Linked DNA regions of Mus musculus: region 2 is linked to region 1. A link is a loop called in an ENCODE intact Hi-C map of the cell type or tissue named here. Cell type or tissue: left cerebral cortex. All regions are shown on one strand. Links, peaks and the distances in the headings refer to the core of each region. The heading gives the core; the rest is flanking DNA. Region 1 holds the start of Yipf1 (Yip1 domain family, member 1). Region 2 holds the start of Lrrc42 (leucine rich repeat containing 42).

The links. A loop is a pair of places that touch in the nucleus more often than their neighbours do. Peaks named below come from ENCODE experiments on the same cell type or tissue, not always from the same donor. Only the 100,000 strongest peaks of a DNase experiment are listed, where the experiment ranks them.
Region 2: it touches region 1 in a loop (7-fold over the local background); 17 of 42 quality-filtered maps call a loop at or near these places.

What each region holds. Positions count from the first base shown.
Region 1 is chr4:107,307,948-107,318,470 of GRCm38, forward strand. It overlaps Yipf1 (Yip1 domain family, member 1), which reads left to right and starts at 6,416. Exons shown (of 10, transcript NM_145550.3): 1 at 6,416-6,515; 2 at 7,816-7,895. The coding sequence starts at 7,865. In left cerebral cortex, for the core only: a CTCF peak has its summit at 5,906; DNase peaks (open chromatin) are centred at 5,913 and 6,378; H3K4me3 peaks cover 1,732 bases; H3K27ac peaks cover 1,284 bases.
Region 2 is chr4:107,247,110-107,257,632 of GRCm38, forward strand. It overlaps Lrrc42 (leucine rich repeat containing 42), which reads right to left and starts at 6,424. Exons shown (of 8, transcript NM_029985.2): 1 at 6,166-6,424; 2 at 185-671. The coding sequence starts at 657. Hspb11 (heat shock protein family B (small), member 11) reads left to right here and starts at 6,794. Exons shown (of 6, transcript NM_028394.3): 1 at 6,794-6,886. In left cerebral cortex, for the core only: CTCF peaks have their summits at 3,567 (motif pointing right), 6,168 and 6,930; DNase peaks (open chromatin) are centred at 2,577, 3,576, 5,038, 5,607 and 2 more places; H3K4me3 peaks cover 2,680 bases; H3K27ac peaks cover 1,822 bases.

The DNA of each region.
Region 1 (10,523 bases), core at 1,147-9,146:
TGTGCCTTGTGCATGCCTGGTACCCGAGGAGATCAGAAGAGAGTGTAGAATCATCTAGAAGTGGAGTTATGGATGGTTGACATGTGTGTTTTGGGAGCAGAATCCAAGTGCCCTGCAAGAACAACAAATACTTTTCCCTGTTGGCTATCTCTCCTCCTTCTCTTTCCTTCCTTCCTTCCTCCCTCCCTCCCTCCCTCCCTCTCTCTTCCTTTCTTCCTCTCTTCCTTCCCTCCTCTTCTCCCTCCTCCTCCTCCTTCTTCTTCCTCTCTCTTTCTCTCTCTCTCATGTGGTGGGGAGAAGGTGTGTGTGTGTGTGTGTGTGTGTGTGTGTGTGTGTGTGTATGTTTTAATAATACAAAGGCTGGCTGGGGTTGTGCCTCAATGAAAACTTACTTGCCAGTCATGTACAAATCCTGTGTATATCCCCAGAACTACAAAATAAAATACAACAAATAAAATAAAATTGGTTCTTTCAATAATGAAAAATACTTTACTCAGTCACAGCTGGCAGTGCATGGCCATATTTCTGGAGGCAGAGCCTTTTGGGGAGGGTGTGCCCTGGACCCTCTCCCTGCCCCTTCATTTCATGTAAGTTAGAATCTTATCTGCAGTCTTTTCTGGTTCCCTTCTTTTGCTTAGTGGCATCCATTTAAGTTTTCTGACTTGGTAGCTTATTTCTTTTGAATGTGGTAATTCCCATTGTCTGACTAAACTCAACTTGATCCATTCATCAACTGGGGAATATCTGGGTTGCTCTCAAATCATAGACAAAGCAGATGCAAGCATCATAGGCAGATGGAGACAGTTTGTCGACTCCCTTGGCTCTCCAGTGGGTGCAGCTGATGGTTTGTGTAGTAGAAGTGTGCTTGGACTTGTAAGTAACCGCCCCACTGTCTTGCAATGTGTCGGGGATATTTTACACGGCCCCCAGCAATGACAAGATTCCACATCTGTTGCTTCATACCTTTGCCAGTGTTCGGTATCGCCAGTATTTTGCATTTTTGCTATTCTGTATGTGTGCCTCAGCATCTCTCAACACACTTTGCAATTCTCTGATGACATATGCTATGGAGCACCTGTTAATAACAGATAAATTAGATCTTGATCAGGGCATTGTCGCGTCCGCTCTCGACCAGCAAGAACGACACGACCACCAGTCCTTCTAACAGCAGTTTATTCAGCAAACTTCAGTCTTCCTCTCTCTTCTTTCTCTTCATCTATATCTCCCAATAATAATCCTCTCTCGAATAATAATCCTCTCTCTAACCCGGGCCTCTCACTCTTATATACTCTCAGCCTTCATCCACTCACAGCAGGCCACGTCACCTCACCAGGTACACAGCTTCAGCTAATCAGGGCAGCAGGGGCATATCTCCACCAAAATGGATTCGCCAGTATCCTGGTACACCTGCGCAGCTCTCATGATGGTTGTGGCTTATATTCAGGTGAGGAAGTCAGGTGTAAGTCATAAGACTTAGCTGCAGTCCCTGGCGCCTTCTTGGGACTGCCACCACACCCGTTCCTCACAGGGCATGATGGCAAATATTATATCCTGATAAACCCCCTGAAAGTCAAAGATATCAAAAGTTGAAAATGCTGAAGGGCATGGTGGCCCACGCCTTTAACCCCAGCACTGAGGAGGCTGAGGCGGGTAAATCTTTGAATTCAAGGCCTGGCCTACAGAATGAATGTCAGGACAGAGCAAGGACTCTACGGAGAAACCCTGTCTCAAAACACCAAACCAACCAACCAACCAACCAACCAACCAACCATCCAAACAAACAAAAGAACATTTAATACAACCAATCTACCAAGCACAGTAGTATTACCCTACTATTGCAAAATTAAAAATTAAATTACGTTTATCTTCCTTGTGTGTCAGGGGCCATGCATGCTGTGGCACACATTGGTTTCTTCTGTCAGAGTTTTGTAGATCTTGTTCACATATCTTTAGATTCATACCAAGATATTTTACTTTGGGGATGCTAATATAGATGGTATTATGCTTGAATGTCATTATTCAGCTATTGACTGATCTTGTCAATTGACAGAATCTAGGATCACCTGTCGGGGGCTGGGGGCAGCGGTGGGGGTTGAGGTATGACTCTGAACCTTCCTGTTGCATTCAATGAGGTAAGAAGACTTGTCCACTGTGGGTGGCACCATTCCCTAGGCTGGGATCCTGGACTGTAAAATGGAGGAAGGGAGCTGAGCAGTAGCAAGCAATCACCCTTTTTTCTCCCTGACTATGGTTGCAGTGTGACCAACTGCCTCAAGTTCCTGCTGCCTTCCTCACCTTGATGGACTGTGACCTTGAACTGTGAGGAAGAATAAAACCTTTCTTCCTTAAATTTACATTTTGTTGGGTACTTTGTCACAGTAATGATATAAGTAACACACACAAACACACATGCACATAAACACATGAATGCATGCATGCACAGACAGGCAGACAGACAGGTACACACACACACATACTTAGTGATATCCCCAGTCCAAGTATGTGTGTGTGTGCGCGCGCGCATGCACATGTGTGTGGTCAAATGCATTGTTGCCATTATTGTTTTGTATTTGGGTTTTTTGTTTGTATTTGTGTTTTGTTTCAAGTTTTTAAGTGTGCTGTTGTTTCTAAACACCAGGGGTCTCCAGCCCCTACAGTGATCTTGTTCATCCTTATGCCTCTGCTTCTCCGTCAGGGTGGGGCTCCATGAGGGTGCAATAAGCCACGGAAGGAAGAGGGCTCTGAACTGTCTCTTATGTCCTTATTTCTTCCGAGGTAGGGTCTCCTGTATCCCCTGACATTCTTGTGGTCCTGCCTCATCTCCCTGGGGCTGGAATTCCAGGCTTCACCACACCTGGTGCTGGGGATTAAGCCTAGGACTTTTACATGCTAGGCAAGCACTTTACTAACTGAGCTGTATGCCCAGCCTCTGTTTGACATTTTCTGTTAAATTAGCATAATACAGACTAGCTGGAAAAGGCAGGGAACGCTAAGTCAAAGTCTAGAGAAATGTCACATCTGCTGACATCTGAGTACTACAACATGTCACGTTCCCTCTGTCTGAACGTAAGAGACACTTGCCCACTGGAGCTCATCTCCCTTAGTCAGAGTCTCCCAGAGAGGCTTTGACGGACACTCCTGCAATTGCAATGCTTTGGAAGCTGAATCTGGAAGATTACAACTTTGAGGCTAGCCTGGGCTATATAGTGAGACCTTGTTTGTCCTTAAGCTGTTAACTCCATCACATTCTGAACATATATAAAGCAGTGAGGGGCCCTCTGGGAGAGCCCTGAGGCAGAGTCCTGTCAGACGGTGCATGTGAGGAGCTTGTCTCAGCCTACACAAGTCCTAGCAGAAGCGTCTAGAAGGCAAGGGTTGGAGGCCAGAAGATAAGAAGTTTCACTTGAGGGGCTGGCTAGATGGCTCAACGGGTAAGAGCACTGACTGCTCTTCAGCTCAGAGACTCTCCTTTCTCTTTCCTGCATTTTCCTAGGTTCACTCCCTGTCTACTGGTTGCTTGCCCTGCCTCTTGACCTATGGTTGACTTTATTTAATCCTATTTACAGAAAGGTCTTGGGTTAAAGGTGTGTGCTAGGGCTGAGCCACACCATAACAAGAGGACGTTTTTGCAGTTCACAATCTTGGGGTTCACAATGTGATCAAATATCCTACAACACTGAACCCTGGGAACCATGAACTTACACAAAACCTTGCCACTCTTAAATTGGTTTGCTTGGGTATTTGTTGCTACAGAAAGTTACCTGGCACTGTTATAGCATCTGTAAGCAAGGGGAGATTTCTTTCTCGGGTAACAGAAAAAACATTGCTTCTGCCTCTAAGGGAGACCCAAGGGAGTATGGGAGTGGGGAGTTGTGTGTGCATGGCTTTTCTACCCAAATGTCTACATCCAATTCTCAGGTTTCCACTTCTCCTGTGTGTGCTGGTACTTTGATGGAGGTGACTAAGAAACTGCCTTGGGGACTCTTTGACACTTGGCCCTCCTAGCAATAAACTGATTTTCAGGCAGCTTTTTTTTTTTTTTTTTGAAAAAAAAAAAAAAACAAAGCAAAGCAAAACAAAACAAAACATAACAAGTCTCCTTCAAAGTTTCTACAGAGACACTATGGTGTCCACAATGTGCCTTAAGATGGCAGCTGGCTGCTCTGACCCTTTTTTCTCAGGGCTTCCAATAAAGCTAAGAAAAACTAGTCTGCAGGCTAAGCACGGTATCATACAGTTTAATCCCAGCACTTTAGGGGGAAGATGCAGGGGGAATCGTTATGAATGCAAAGCCAGCCTGGTCTACAGAGCAAGACCCTGTCTCAAGCAGCGCCTGCCTCTGCTGGGATTAAAGGCGTGCGCCACTACGCCCGGCACCCAGTCTGTTTCTTAACTATTGTCAGCATTGGCCTCTTGCTCTTCCAGGGCCTCAGCACCTTGTCTTCGATGTGCATCTCTTCTCAGAGTCTTTAGGAATTGTGATGCTGCCAGCCTGCCCCTCCCCCCATGTCCCACCCATTGTATCACCAGCCATGGGGCTGCCGCTGCTTTCTGACTCGGGTGCACTGGTTCCAAAGGCTGGGTACTGGGGCTGAGGGGATGACTTGTGGGTCATAGCATGGGGACCCGAGTGCGAATCTCCAGCACCCACATAAAGGGCTAGGTATGGTTATGTGTGCCTGGAACCCCATCATTGGGTTAAGCCCCCCCAGGAGAGACTCTCAAGTGAGCATTTGCCCCTATCAGATTGCCCGTAGGCAAGTCCGTGGGGCATTTTCTTGATTGATGATTGATGTGGTGGGACCCAGCCCACTATGGGTTGTGTCACCCCTGGGCAGGTGGTACCGGGTGGTGTGAGAAGGCAAGCCAGTAAGCAGCATTCCTCCACAGTTGTGCCCTGACTTCCCTCAGTGATGAACTAGGACTGGGACGTGTAAGCCACGTCAACTCTTTCCCTGCCAAGTTGCTTTGGTCATGAAGAAGATGAGGAGCCCATAGCGAGCATTTGGGGTGGCCTTTTCTCAGGGTCTGTAGCTGGAGTAAGATCAGTGGGGGTGAGGTTAGCAGCAAATGAGCGAATGTGAGACAGAAGAGGTGTTGGGCATGCTTGCACGTCTGAGTTCATAAGCTGATGTTCATTCCGGACATTCAACAACAGTGCTCCACATGCACTCTGAGCCCAGTTACCCCCTTATATAATAAGGGCGCCCCCCTCGGGTTTGCAGCATTGTTCTGAGAGTTGGAGGTCCTGCATAGACAAAGCCCCTCCATATGAATTATATTAACTAATGTGTGTTATTACACCTGACAGCTTGCCAGTTAGGAAAACATTATCTGGAGAGACGGCTCAGTGGAGCACTGACTGCTCTTCCAGAGATCCAGAGTTCAATTCCCAGCAACCACATGGTGGCTCACAACCATCTGTAATGGGATCTAATGCCCTCTTCTGGGGTGTGTCTGAAGACAGTGGCATACTCACATACATAAAATAAATAAGCAACTCTTTTTTTAAAAAGAAAAAAAAACATTATCAATCATGACTGATATTCAGAGTATGTTAGAAGTCAAATTGGAAGTACCCTGCAGGTGAAGCTAAAGACACTGGTCTCCTTGTATGAGCTGTGAATCAAGTGTCTGCTGTTTACACTGCTCCCTCCCAGACAGCAAAAACTGTCTAGGGACCCTTTCAGTCCGTGATAGAATACTGTGAACAGTAATTGTATGCTACTGCCTTGGCTGGTACTGGCCACCCGGAGACTAGAACCATTCCGGATCTTTTTGTTCTCAGTGTTCACAGGCTGGCAAAGATAAGCAAACAGAATTCAGGCAAGCATTGCCAAAGCAGGGTGAAGCCCAGGGGATTAGCAGAGCAACAGGAGTCCCAGAGGAGACGATAGCATCCCCTATGGGCAGGGGGAGACAGTTTTCCAAGCCTGGAGGTCCAGGTAGGAAGCAAACCACAAGGTCGCTTGCCAGACTATGCCAATGTTGTTAAGTCCTGCTGTTTTCGAGGTGACTGTCAGACACCTAGGTGGTACAGCTGAGGGGCCAGCCCTCTGTGAACAGTGACAAAAGAACTTCTTTGATTCACAAGCCATCTGCTATGGTGCCTTCCTCGCTGGTTAAGTTTTCATGGCCAGAGAAACCAGGAACTGGTGACCTATTTTCTTTTTCTTTTTCATTTTTCTCTTTGCATAAGTAAAACGTATAAACAATGAGTAAAACACTCCCGAACTCCTGAGAATTCGCCCCACTTCGCCTGTCTCTTTAAGACCACCGAGAGGGCGGGACTCAGCACCGAGTTACTTGGCGCTCCGGTGTCTTCCGCGTTTTCCGAGTCTTCGCTGGGTGACCGCGTTTGCTTTAAGAGAGGAGGCGGTGCTCTGCCCGGAGGAGGCGGAGAAATCTAACACCCTCCCCCGGATCTCCGGCTTCCGGGATTGGACTGACCGGCTACCAGTGCAGAGCATCCCAGGCCCCAACCTTTCCTGGACAGTTGGACCTCTTCCTGAGAGGTGAGGGCGTCAGGGCTTCTGGGTCAGTTGGGGAATCTCCTACCCTCCCTGTCCTCTGTTGCTCAAGCATCCCCCACCACCACCCAAACCCTGTCTGTGCATCCCTAGATCCCTGACTGCAGGGTCGCTAACAGTTAAGAGCTACTAATTGCCTGGCTCTTCGCTAAGCTCCTTACACGCACTACCTTATAGAATGGTTTAGACACCTTCACGAACCCATTTTACAGATGGGGAGCCTCAAGGAGCGCACACACAGCAGAGAAACAACAGAATCGGGACTCAAACCCAGGTCTGTCTGGGACCTTAAGCCGGCTGCACTGGAATGCTTTCCCCACCACCTCTCCCAAACCCTAGGCTCCCCTTCCATTTTCTTCCATCTCCAGGCTGCATCTGGCCCCTAAACATTCACGCGGCAGCGAGTGTCCCCCGCAGCCAGTCTCTTTTTGTTGATAGGACACTCTTCTAACTCATGGTCTCCGAGCTCACCAGATAGTCTAGGATAACCTTAAACTTACTCAGTCTCCTGCCTCCGTCTCCTAGGTGCTGGGATCGCCGGCATGCACCAGATTTTGTAGGTCCTGAGTATTGAACCCAGGACTTTGTACTTGCTAGGCAAACATTCAAATGAGCTACCACACCAGCTTTCGGTTCCTCTGTAGGCTGTCCAGTGTCGCTCTGGATGGTTCTTCCCTGCACTGGGTGGATTCCGCTCACAGATGTCCTGATCACAGGCTGGGCTGGACATCCACTCACAGAGTCCTGAGTGCTTCTCGACTCTCCTGTGTTCAGTTCTCACCCGTCACATACTCTATTCCCAGGTGCAGTTCCCTTATTCTCCAGCTCACTCCTCTTCTTTAACTCCGAGAGGCTGCTCAGCTCTATACCAACTCTCTTCCTGAGCTATATTAATATAAATATCAAGTTGTATGACCTGTGATAGTTATATAAACTATCAGTCCCCGTTGAAAGAGTAGGCAAGTGTGTGTGTGGGGGGGAGGGATTGCTCAGCAGGTAAAGGTGGCTGTCCCCAAGCATGGTCCTAGTCCCATTCTGGGTCCCTAAGGTAGAAGGAAAGAACTGAATCCCATAGCCACAGAAGATAAAGAGATGGTAGTAATCATTTTTAGTTTCTGACCCACTATGTGGGGCAGGCCACCCTTAAACTCACAGAGATGTGCCTCCACAGTGTTGAGGTTAAAGGCATGCACTACCACTACAGCTGGCTCTCAAAATTCTTTTACTATGAATTCTTTTTGCAGAGTGTTCCATTTTCCTAAGCTTACATATTTCTTTGTTTTAGACCCCGGAACGTTTTCTACCTTACCCTTGGGAGAAGAGCCTCTGGCTGAATGGCAGCTGTGGATGACTTACAGTTTGAAGGTACGGCAGGCGGGCCTCCCCCTTTATCTTGTGATCACATTTTCCTCTGCCACAGCTACAAATTTTATTACTGCCACATGCCATACTGTAAAGGATTTTATTTCAATCATCTTGGTAAGAGGCTGTTGGGCACGCCCAGGTTTTTCTAGTTTGCTTATTTTTCTCACGGAACTCTTCTGATGGGCAGCAGGCAGCAAAAACTAGGAGTTAGCAGTTGCCTCATCTTTTCTGAGCACTCGCTGTGCAGGCACCGTTGTAAACACTTTACAGGGGACGACTCATGTAATCCTTCTCATATCGGGCTTTTTAAAGTAATCATTCTGCTTGTCTTTTCAGTAAGGAAACCGAGGCACTAAGGAAATCAAGCTATCTGCCTAAGAGTCACACAGTTACTAAACCAGTCAGCCAGGACTGGAATCCGGGCAGTGTGACGTCACAGACTCCCCACTGTCTGATGGAGATTTGATATTAAAGTAGAAGTAACTTCTTGTGCAAATACTGTCACACCACAATTCTCCATCTTGTTTCAGACCACCCATAACAGCATTTGTGCTGGGGAAGCTCTCTAGCCGAGACTCCCAGTTCCCATTCCCTTCAGGTGGCTCCCAACTGCCTATAAATCCAGTTCAGGAGATCTGATGCTGCTCTGGTCTCCACGGGCTCTGCACATAGGTGGCCATATACTCCCCCACCCCCACACATACACATAAGCCTGTTCCTCACCTCCTCCCACCGTCCCATAAGGTACAAGGTCATCTTCCGCCACTGTCACCTAAATTAACACCCCACCTTCCGATGTCACTTGCTTCGCAACTCACTGGGAGTGAAGGCCTGGATAACCAGGGCCCACTGCCTCTGCTGGTCTCTGTCCTTTTGTAGCTCATGGCCTTTCCCACGTTTGCCTGACACACTGGGCTTGCAGCCTCACAGAGAGCCAGCTTGGGACGTTTGCTCTGTTTTTCAATTCCAAGTTGTCTTTCTTCAGCTCTTGCTTGCACAGTGCAAGGGGGTGCAAGTATTGTGGACAGCATTTGCAGAGCCCCCTGGGCGGCGGGAGGAAGATTGTTTAATTTTTTTCCTCTTTAAGAAACAAAAAGTTGGTCCATGTTCCAGATCATAGCAGAGGTTGTCGGCCCAAGGCGGCTTGAAAGGAGGCAGGCCGTGATGAACGTGAGGCTATACAATGGTTAAGGACTTCGGCTTCAGGGAAGAGCATGTGGTCCTTGGGGTGGCCTGGAAGGCTGTCCTGAGGAAGATGGTAGACGAGAAGGTGGAGTTCAGGTGGCTTCTGGCAGAAGTCATGTGCTAGGAAAAGATGGACGTAAAAGACGGCTTCAGAGAGGCCAGGACGCAGAGACAGAGAACGTTACTGTCAGAAGAGATACACTTCTGATGGTGCCTTCCGTGTCTTCCGGCGTGCACACGCTTCCTGCTCTGCCCCTGGGTCCTTCTCAGCCCTTTGTGTAGCACCCATGGCCATTCTTATTGGGTGTTTTCCTCAGAAGGAGTCTGACCCCATCAGCGCAGCGAGCCGTATCTTCCTTCTGGCCCCTCTGACCTCGTGCTTGCCCAGTGGCGCTCTGTTCCTCCCCTTCCTGGTGTGCCTTCTCACTAGCAAAGTAGTGCTTTTGAAATATGTATGATTTAAGTGGGTCTCCCTTCATGTGGCTCCCTTTGACAGTGTTGTGACCATCTTTTAACTGTTAGTGCACAGCTAATCAAAGCATTGGGATGCTCAGAGACAGTCTGCATCGCTGCTGAGGAAGTTAATGAGGAAAGTTCTTTTGGACACGATTTAACAGTATAGCCCAGGAGCCTTAAAACCTTGGGCTTGGAAGATGACTCGGTGGATAAAGCCCCTGCCATGCTGATGCGTGAACTGCTTGAAGCACGTGGGCAGGTGTGCAGGCTGCCTGTAATCCCAGCACTAGGGAGGCAGAGAGAATTCCCAGCTAGCTGGACTAGCCAGGATTGATAGACTCTGGGTTTATAGTAAGAGTGTCCGCCTCAGTAAATAAAGTGGGGATGCCCGATGTCAATTGCAGCCTCCCTCCGTACATATGCAAGCATACATGTGCAGATGATTACATACCAAACACACATATATGCACAGGTACACACATGAACACATACCCACAAACACACACTCACACAGGTGACTTAATGGTCGCACTGATTAGTGGCCATCTTAAGACTAGGGCCCCCATACTCCTCTATTTTTTTTCCTTTTCTTCTCTCTTTCTCTGCTCATTTGTTTACTTATTTTTCAGGTTAGCATGGAAAGTAACTGGTTCATCATGGCATCTTCATATGTATATGTCATAGCGTGTTCTTCCCCATAGTCCCTCCACTAAATGCTTTGTCTACACTGTCATCTCTTGTATACTTCAAAAACTATTATAGTACAAAAGCCATTGTTTCTATACAGTCACCAGTAGATAAAGCAGGTTCTGGAATTGTTTGTTAGATGTGAGCACACCCAAGAGCAGGACCTGGTACCCTCTCAGCGGAGGAAAGTGTTTGTTTTATGAGGGAGTGACCATCACTGGCATGGATCTCGCTGTGCAAAGAAAGGAAGCACACTAGTCCCTAGCACTGGCCTTCCCTAGCGCTTCCTTCCCATGATGG
Region 2 (10,523 bases), core at 1,691-9,690, 60 kb before region 1:
GTTACTGATCCCCCTCCTGCTTCCCTAGCCCCCCTCAAAATGACCTGTACTTTAAATGTGTAAGTTCAAAATTGAAAGTACTATCTGATGGTAGAGCTTATGAGCCCACTAAGGCCCGGGGCTTGACAGGCTAAACATCCACTCAAGTACTCACTAGCTAACGAGAGAGAATACTACCACCCACCTGTTTCGCAAGCACAGCGAGCACAGCACCAGACTCCCGTAGGCCTCAGTGAACTTCTGTAACGCCCTGAGCCCTGCCCCTGGCTCTGTGAATTTCTGTCTGGCTTCAGCAGCAGAGAACAGCTTCTCAGCGATCTGCTCAGGAAAGCCGATGAGGGAATCAATGTGATCAACATTGTCGGAGATGAAGCCCAGCACCAGACTGAAGAGGGACTTAGCAGAGTATCGCAGATTCCCCTCTCGGGTGTACGTGAAGATAAAGTGATCGGTCTTCTCTTTCTGTGCAGTGTCGTCTTCCCTGTTCATGCACAGCTCCACGGAAAAGCCTTTGGGAAAGAGTCTGAATGGTCGTGGCTTCTGCAGGCTGTTTTTAACACCATCCAGAGCCAGGTTGACCATGTGTAGCTGCCCATTTTCTCGAACATAGATGGGCCCTGGATCCAGGTGGGCTTCTGAGTTGAGGTAGTAAGCCATTGCCTTGGTTGCAACTGTAAAAGCAAGGTGTGTGGAGGCAAATCCAATTAGAATGTCATCTGCAGCTTCACCTTGCTGTGCCCACAGCTTTATGATCCTACCACTACCAGGAAAGCAAGACTCACCAGTTGCTGAGAACTTTGTCACTATGAGGCTGTTCTACTGTTTTTACCTGAAGTGCCTCTTTTGCATTTTTCTCACCTATTTAGTAATCTACTCATCTTTCAGAACTTTGAGCTCAAATTTCATTTGGAGAATTCACCCAGAATTTACAAAAAAATGCCAGCAACAATTCTTTTCAAAGTAGACTCACAGCAGCACAGCTTATGTTAGCAGAGCAACGAGGAGCATCAACTAAATGCCCAACACTGAGTCCTAGTAAACAAAGCATACACTATTTCATCAGACATTATGAACCCACTAGAATTCTGGAATTAAAAATGTTTACACACAGAAAACAGTAACTCCGCTAGCGGGTTTGGCACTTTCCACACATCTCTTTGTTGCACTTGGCTCACTGTCTTATTGATTGGCTTCTGGGTCTGTCTTAGCTGCTTTGCACACAGAGAGAAAGACCACATTTAATTCAGACTCCATAACAGGACTCTGGTACAGTGCAGTCCCTTGGGAGAATGTCATGGAACTAGTTTACAAGTTCCATAAGCCTTAGGTAAACCATGAGCAAAAGGATGTCTTGAATTTACAAATAAAGGCCTCCACAACAAAGGCTAAATAAAATCATTACAGTCTTCCAGTGTTCAGATTCTGTCCAAGCACTTTGAGGTAAGTTAAAAACCAAAAAGCAGTTATGTTTTTCTTTAATCCCACTGGTGACATTATGCATCAAGAATTATAATAAATACTATTTTCTTGAGTGAGATTTCAAATTACACAAGAAACTTCTATGTTAAATAAAGGCATCCGATTATCATTTCTACAATAAGAAAGGGGGAAATGTGGATTTTAATAACATGTCAGCCTATCAGTATTTCTCTCTCTCTTTTTTTTTGTTGTTGTTGGGTTGTTTGTTTATTTGTTTTGTTTTTGAGACAGGGTTTCTCTGTGTAGCCCTGGCTGTCCTGGAAATCACTCTGTAGACCAGGCAGGCCTCGAACTTCATCTGCCTCTGCCACCCAAGTGCTGGGATTAAAGGCGTGCCCCACCACACCTGGCTCCTAGCAGTATTTCTAAAACTCTGAAACTATCCCTCAAAGACTTTGGTTGACTTTTGGAGGTATATCAAGTCAGGTTCTACATCAATACCTACAATGTGGCCTGAAGCCACTTACAAGTGTCAGCAAACAATTAAGTTAGTGACAAAAATGCTGAGTCTCTGAAGATCAAGCAATGATCCTATTTGTGGGAATCACTACTGCTCATTTTTCTCCTGAGAATAATTATGTATATAAAGCACATCAGAAAGGAGGGACCAGCCTAGCCCTGGAGCCTCACCCTTTCCAGCTCATCTACTATGTTCTATTCTGTGGCCCTCCCAATGCTACATGGGTAAATTGCCACTCACTTGACCCACTGGAATTAGCTTAGTTTACTGCTTTTGGTTGTTCTGCCTGACCTAGCTATTTCCTGTTCATCATTAACATTCAGCTCAACCATCACTCAGCATTCTCCTGGGAAACTTCTCCAACCCCAGTACCAGTCCATGTCTGTCTGGTTTTCCCAAAGCACCCAGTGTTTCCTTTTAGACAACACTTAGCACTGTGTACTATGTTCAATTGTTACTGTACCCAAAGCTGTGAGTTTTTTTCTTTCTCAGGCCGAACATGGTGCTTAGTACTGAGTAAGCACTCAACAGATATATGCTGAACTGAATGAGACCTCAAAGGGGTAGATTTAGTGCTGCGTTGAAGGGCCTGCTGATATTGTTGCTAGGAGCCAGCTCCTCTTCCAGGCAACAGCTGCAGGCTCCTCCCCCACTTGTCAGCCCCTTCTGCAGGTGGTAGAAGCAGAGCAGATGATGGGGCTATATTGCTACTGGTACTATGTGGGGGGTGGGGGAGGGAGGACAAAACAACTAAAGTAAAAACCAGTTTTTTTTTTTTAAAGTCTTGTCATAGTGCCAGTTCTTACACTTCATATTCTTGCCAGCATTTAAGGGCTGCTGCTGAAAAGATGCCCTCCCCACTTGCTATAAAAGCTTCTTTCAGCAGGGCAAGCATTTAGCCCCTTCGACCTCACAGACCTTAATCCTAACCTGGAGAAAAAGAAAATGCTCTTTGATCTTTAAGACTAGAACCTCAAGCTGGGCAGTGGTGGTGCACGCCTTTAATCTCAGCACTTGGGAGGCAGAGGCAGGCGGATTTCTGAGTTCCAGGCCAGCCTGGTCTACAGAGTGAGTTCCCGGACAGCCAGGGCTACACAGAAAAACCCTGTCTCAAAAAACAAACAAACAAACAAACAAAAAACAAAACCAGACTAGAACGTCAGAGCCTACTCTACCTAGGTATCAGAAAGTAAATACTACGTATGGCATAAAAACAAATTATTTGCTAGACAAGAAATGATCAAGTGGGTAAATGAAGGAAAGAAAACATATCATTATCACCATTTTAGAGTGGCCAGAAATTTAGCATGTAGTCCAGGCTGGCTTCAAACTCAGAGAGATCCTTCTACCATGGCTTTCCACATACTGGGATTACAGTCATAAGCCACTACACCTAGCCTAACAATCTAACTGTAACAGCAGAAGGGCAAATCCTATGAAGATAATGTATCTTAATGGACCAACACACCATAATACTGATGAGGAGGACAGAAAGACGAAAACCCAGGTTTTACATATTTGCACTGCTCTTAATTCTCCTCTCTAACGTCCCACAAACTTTGGAGTAAAACGGAATGAATGGATGACAGTGTCTCATGAAAACTAGAAGTATGATTCCATCCAGCAGAGGGCACAAGTAGCGTGGGACCAGAGTCTGGATGCTAATCCCTTACTCTGCCCCTCCTGGCAACTTTACCCTTCAAAAACAGGGGCACAGTGAGGACTAAATCACATCTTCAGACTACTTATCAAACAGTATTCTCTTTTTAAATGATGTAAAAATTCAGTATTTACTGAAGAGTATATCTACATCATTTGTCCAGGCAATAATCCAAGGCTTTGCTTTCTTCAGTTATTTGAAGAACTACTCTTAATTTAGGGAATCATGCATGGTAACCTTTTTTTTTTTTTTAAAACATCCTGCATTCTTCCAATAAAGTACTTCCTGAAGTTTGTAATGTACTATAAAATGATCTAAGGATTAAATGAATGTCTGAACTTTCAACTTTAAGAACCATAAAGGGTAAAGCTTCTCTCCTGGATATTGCTTGCCCGTCACTATTATTCATGTTGGCCTCTACAAACTGGCCCCTTAAAAGACAAGAGCCTTTTCTTGCCTGGGGGTGTGAAGGTTGGAAGTGCTCTTTTAAACTGGAAAGTTAAGATAACATGTATCTGCAAGATAACAATGTTCAGTGTAGATCTCTTGCAGCTATGGGTCAGATTAACAGAGTGACTGGCTGACTGGCGGTGTTCTAGCCCACTACAGAGAAACAGCTCTGTGATCTACCTAAGCATTACAAAGCATTAAAAATGTACAGCAGTGCATTCACATTACATTAGTGAAGCTAAAGTTAGCACAAAGCATATCATTTCTTCAAATAAATGAAATATAACCTTGGTACATTAAAAATTCAGTTCTGTAAAACATCTTTAAATGAGAGAAGGATAAAATAATTGACAACCAAACATAAGTTTTAAAACCTTGAATCCAGCTTCCAAGCAAAAAGCATAAAATTATTCCAGACAAAGAGAGGAAAGAGGAGAGAGGCATCAGGGTAATAGTGCTAAAACTGTGAGCTGAGCCTATGGTTCAGGAAAAAAAATACCAAAACCAAAAATCAGAAAGAACACCTAACCTTAATAAATCAGTCTTCTAAGAATAAGTAGGCCAAAATAATGATCAACAATAATGATTCCAGATGTGACTGAAAGCTACCATTTTTTATATACCTACAAGCTAACAAGCACTGTAAGGTACAACATAAAATGATGTCATGCAATCACTGATCCTATGAGGTCAGTATTGCCACTTTATGGATGAAGAGCCTCAGAGAAATGAAGGAACTTAAGGCTCACAACTCCTAAGTGAGAGAGCCTGAATTCAATCACAGGTCTGTGTAATTCCAAAGCACAAGATCTTCCCACTTGTATCTCAAGAATAAAAATACAACATCAGCCTTAAAAATATTCTTAAAACACTCAAAATTAACATCACCGGCCATTTGATCTCTCTGGAACTCACAATGGCTCAAACTGGGAGTTAAGAGGGCAGGGACTATAGTAAAAAACAGTGGTCATCTGAGGAAGAGTGGGTGGAAACAGAACCAGGGCTCACTCAAGGATGAAGCGCTCCCCCTTCACTCTGCCAGGGCAGAAATCCGCCATATCCACACACCAGGAAAACATCTGTCAACCCACTACCTTCATCTCAAGACTGCAGACACCTTTGGCTCATTTGAAAATGTAGTGGTTTTTAAAGACTTTTTCTTAACATAGGAAGAAATCCGAAGAGAAAGTAGTTCCAAAGTATCTCTAACCAACTAACAATCCATCTTCATTGTTCTGTGTCACCGCCATTATTCAATTTCCCACTACTTCTTTTTTCCCTGTAACTTGCCACTTCCCTACCTGCCTTCTCCCCCAAACTGCAGAAACTCATGTCCTATCCGGGCCCATACTTTGTCCAAGAGCAAGCTAATCTCTCCCACATCTTGATAGTTTTACCCACTCTTTAGCTTTTCAAACAGAAAAAATTTCAGTCCCCCACCCCCCAAATTCTAACCTTCCCCATTCACTCCCAGATCTTCTACCCATCTTCCTCACATCCCAGACTCTCCCGTGCCCCTCAAAAGACTCAACCCCGCCTCCACCTGTCTTCTAGCGACCCGTCTCCAGCCCCCATCCTTCTCTCCCTCCTCACGAGTCTTCCTCTCACCATCGAGGTTCCTCTTAGCACCCTAGTCTCCCCATCTCTTTCCCGGTTTTGCGTCCTCAACCTTCAGATTCCCCTTTCTTCACGCCTCACTATCTCCAACTTCCCAATCCACGGCCTCAACTAGTTTCTTCCCTGCCCCCCCCCGCCCCACCCCTCCCCCTATTCCAACCCTAGCTCCTTCCCTTGGTGCACTCCTCAACCCCTTTTCTTTCCCCCTTTCCCGGCACTCCCACCCAAGCTTCTCCCCAAGTCCACCTAAGCTAAATCCGCTCCCTCTCCCGCCCAGAACCCTAAATTCTCACACACCCTCAGTCTAACCCGGGACGCCGCGGACCCCACCCTTAAGCCCACCTCAGGCACCCCTACCTCTTCATCCTCCCACCCCTCCCACCGCGAGCTCTACCTCGTCCCTAGGGCCTTTCCCCTCCCCCAGCCCCTCACACTCCGCCCCCGCACCCACGCGCTGCCTGAGGCTCGGCGAGCGGCCCGGCCCGCGGCCGCCACCTACCTGTGCCCCTGCCCGGGGCAGCGAGCGGCTGCACCTCACTGGCGGCTCCTTCCTCCACTGAGCGGCTGACCGGGAAGCGGCTCGGCAACCTAGGCCACAAAGCCCGTGAGGGTGGGACACACACAGAGGGTGGCAAGAGGGAGGGGCTGGGGGCGACCTGGCGCCGCGGGACTGAGGTACCAGCAGGGAGGGGTGGGGGGGGAAAAGAACTCGGCTGGGTAGGCGCGCGTGCGCGGGGCCGGCATGAGGGGCGTGGTCTGATCTGGAGTGGGCGGGGCATGTGGCGGGGCGGGGCCGGGAGTGGGTTGGGACAGCCGAGCTGAGAAAGCCGGGCGGTCGCAGGAAGGGTGAAAGGGGCGGGGCGGGGCCGTGCGTGTGCGTGCCCGCGCGAGGGCATGTCCCCCGAGATCTCTTGGAGGCCCCCCCACCTCCCCGAGGCAATGCAATGTAAAGGTAGTCCTGAGGAAAGACGCGCAAGTGAGGTGGCGCTTCTAGGCGGAGCCCCTGCCAGGAGAGGGCGGGGCGGGGCTGCGCAGGGCGCGCGCCTGGGAACTCCTCTGAGGCTGAGGCGGGGCGGGAGCGAAGCGAAGCGAGGCGGGGCGGGGCCAGGGCCGGGCGGGGCGTGACGGGCGGGGATCGCGAGCGGACCCGGTCCTTTCGCGGAGCTACCCAAGGCCCAGGCGAGCGGGTCCGTGCAGCACGGTGGGCGGGCACCGAAGAGGTGGGAGCCCGGTGGCGAGGCCGGCGGAGGGTTGCGGGCGGGAAGGAACCGGTTGTGAGGAGACGCGCGGCGGGTGACCGCGGGTGGAGCAGCGATGTCGCTGGGAGAGAACAGAGTGATTAGGGCCTGGCCTCTCTCTAGGCCCCCCTCCCCAAGAACTTTTAGTGCCCTGAAATGATGCTTTGACCCTCAGAAGGAAGAACAATTACAAATGACAGTTAATATGCCAAACGTAACACATTATCAGCACGGTCCAACCTCAAACAGGAATAATATTTAAAGTCAATGTGGGTGCATTTACGTTATTTGAAATTATTTGAGTCTTGGAGGTGAGAGGACTGTGTCCGGGCTGCCATTATGGGAGAAAGAGAATGACCGGTTTTAAATTTACACCAGAGCTACCAGTGGATGCTGTAGGAAAGGATTTGGGGCAGGCAGATGTAAGAGCACACAGACCCAAAGGTGCTGGTCAAGGAGAAAATCAACCCAGGACGTGACCCAGAGGTTTTCTGAAAGAAGTACCAGAAAGGGCTACACTGTATATTTAAAGAGAAAATCAATGGCCCTGGGAAAGGGTAGGGAATCCACCGTCCCTGTCTGTAAAACCCAGAAGGATGGATGGTGTCCTAGAGCCTACTACCACTTTGGTAGAGAGTCCCTGAGGGTATTCATCCTCGCTTAGATCAAGCATTGCCTCTCAAACCTCCATCTTGGAGCTGTGTGGAAACATGTCTGCTGGGTGGTTTTATGGGTTTCTTGGGATTGGTTTGCCTCTTTCTCATTAACTGCAACAAAACCTTAATGAAAGCCAAATCTCTGCCCCTGGTTTTAAAGAACAGATATTGGTAGTTCAGGTATATTCATTTTTTATTAAAGTGCTTTATATTCACTGTATTAAAGTGCTTGTTTGCTTTTTCCTTAGATCATTTAAGAATAAGGTAAAAAAAAACCTGAAAATTTGAAGAGAACACACTGTATCTTATTCATCTACTATATACATAGATATGAGAACATTTCCCTAGATGGTAACTCTTTTATTTATTTTGGTTTTTTGAGAGCAGGTCTATTCTAGCCCAGGAAAACCTTAAACTCACTTCTAATCCTCCAGCCTTGACCTACACAGTATATGGGGCATCACCCCTGACTTGTAATTTTTTTGAAAATGTATTATGCTCCCTTATACATTATTTATCCACATGAGATATATATCCTGTATTTACCTGTTTTGAGACATTCACACCAATTTTGATAGTAAAACTAGAAAATATAAAAACACCACAATTTTGTCAACCTTTTGCAGGGGATGTACATCTTTAATGTATGCATAACTGGAGGGGGCACTGGAAGTTTTAAAAAATGTTTATTACATTTATTCATTTGGAGGAGCATGCTTATGAGTTGGTTTTTTTTTTTTTTAATCTGCCCCGAACAGTATGGACCTTAATCATGTCTTTGAGAGGTTCTGAACTGAGCACCGTACTCTAGGTGTGAATCACATTGTTAGCACCCAGCCACTAGTTGTGTGTGTGTGTGTGTGTGTGTGTGTGTGTGTGTGTGATCAGCTTGCTGTATCAGCATTATAAGTGCCTGGGCCCTTAGTACCCGTGGACCCCTTACTGATGGAATGTGCTACCTCTTTAACTTCTTAAGTTGCGTTTTTATTGGCTGTTGGGTATCAGGCCTGGGGCCCATGCCTGCCCAGTGTCACTTTCCCATTGTCTACACCTTCAGCCTAACTTTTAGTAAATCTAAAATAATACTTTTTTTTTTTTTAAATAACACTTTTAAATTTTACCTTTGGGCCAGTCTTGTCTTAGTCTTGTCTTATGTTGATTTTTGTCATGGACTAAACAAGTTAAATTTTAATACATCTAGATCAAGGGTCATAAAAGGCCAAACAATATTTTAGGCTTTATAGTCTGTGACAGCTACTCAGTTCTGCCATACAAAGGCAGCCATAGACAATATGTAAATTGATGGATATAACCTTGTGCCAATGAAACTGTTCTATCTTGTTCACTTTCTCTCCCTTTCTTTTTGCCTCTCTCCCTCTCCTTCATTGAACCCAGGGTCATGAACATGCTAAGCACAGGCTATACAACTGTATTATACGCCCCTGCCCCTCCAGCATTTCTTTTGAGGGCCAGTTCTATTACTTAGCATATAAGCTGACATCTCAGCTTTGTCATGTCTACAGAATTGATAAGCACACTTCTTATGCCCATATTTAACAATGATGTTATTTCAAATACCTTTATTTAATTCTGCTCCCCGCTTCCTTTGACAATAGGATCTTATTCTGTAGCTGAGGATGGCCTGGAGTTTACTATGTAGCCCAGGCTCCCTGCCCACTTGTGATAATCTTGCTTTTAGTCTCCTACATGCTTTGATTATAGATCTGTACCACTATGCCAAGCCACATAAGTTTTGGATGGGATTATAGCTCAACAGTAGATCATGTGCCTAGCATTCTGAAAGCCCTGGGTTTAGTTCTTAGCGCTATAAAAATAAATTCAAATTTTAAGAAGTGCCGAATAGTACATGTTCATTTTGTTTTGCTAATAATCATTCTCTGAGTGTAGCTATTCAAAGAGCTATAAGTAATTGTTGAAGTATTGTCTGTTATTCAGCCTATATTTTCCTGGCCCAAAGTGTATCTTGAAAATATTTGTTAAAATTTTCAGAAACAAACATGTTCCTAATTGGTAGAAACTCCAAGGAGGAAAAAAAGAAAGTTACTTTGGTATAATTTGATAGTTAATGTTATTATTACCTTCAATTTTAGCTTGTGTCCACATTTTCAATTTGTAATAAACTAAGAGTTTTGTTTGTAATTAGCATCTAGGTCCATCAGCATGTATGTGTATATGTGTGTGTGTCTGTGTGTGTATACACACACAGACACACACACATACACATATACATACATACATATATGTTCTCCATTTTCCTCATTTTTTTTTCTTTTTTTTGAGACAGGGTTTCTCTGTGTAGCCCTGGCTGTCCTGGAACTCACTCTGTAGACCAGGCTGGCCTTGAACTCAGAAATCCACCTGCCTCTGCCTCCTGAGTGCTGGGATTAAAGGCATGTGCCACCACGCCCGGCTTTTTTTTTTTTTTTTTTAAGATTTATTTACTTTATTTATGAGTACACTATCACTGTCTTCAGACACACCAGAAGATGCCATCAGATCCCATTACAGATGGTTGTGAGCCACCATGTGGTTGTTGGGAATTGAACTCAAGACTTCTGGAAGAACAGTTGGTGCTCTTAACCACTGAGACATCTCTCCAGCCCCATTTTCCTCATCTTTAAGAATTAGCAATATTTATCCAATACCAGTTCTCTGGTGTCAGTAGTATAAAGGTTGTAGTTAGATTAGTTAAGAAAAATATACACAGAAATGTTAGAACATGTCTCTCACAGTATAACTACAGCTTTCAGTACTCTTGATACTGCTTTGAAGTATAATGGAGAGTGAACTTTTTTGTTAATATAAAAAAACCAAAAAGAAATGGAATAAAAATTGTCATAATTAACCTAAGGCCTACAAGATGCTCAGCGGGGAAAGTGTCTGGTATACAAACCTGGGCCATTTGAGTTTGGTCCCCAGAACCCAAGGTGGAAGACGAGAAC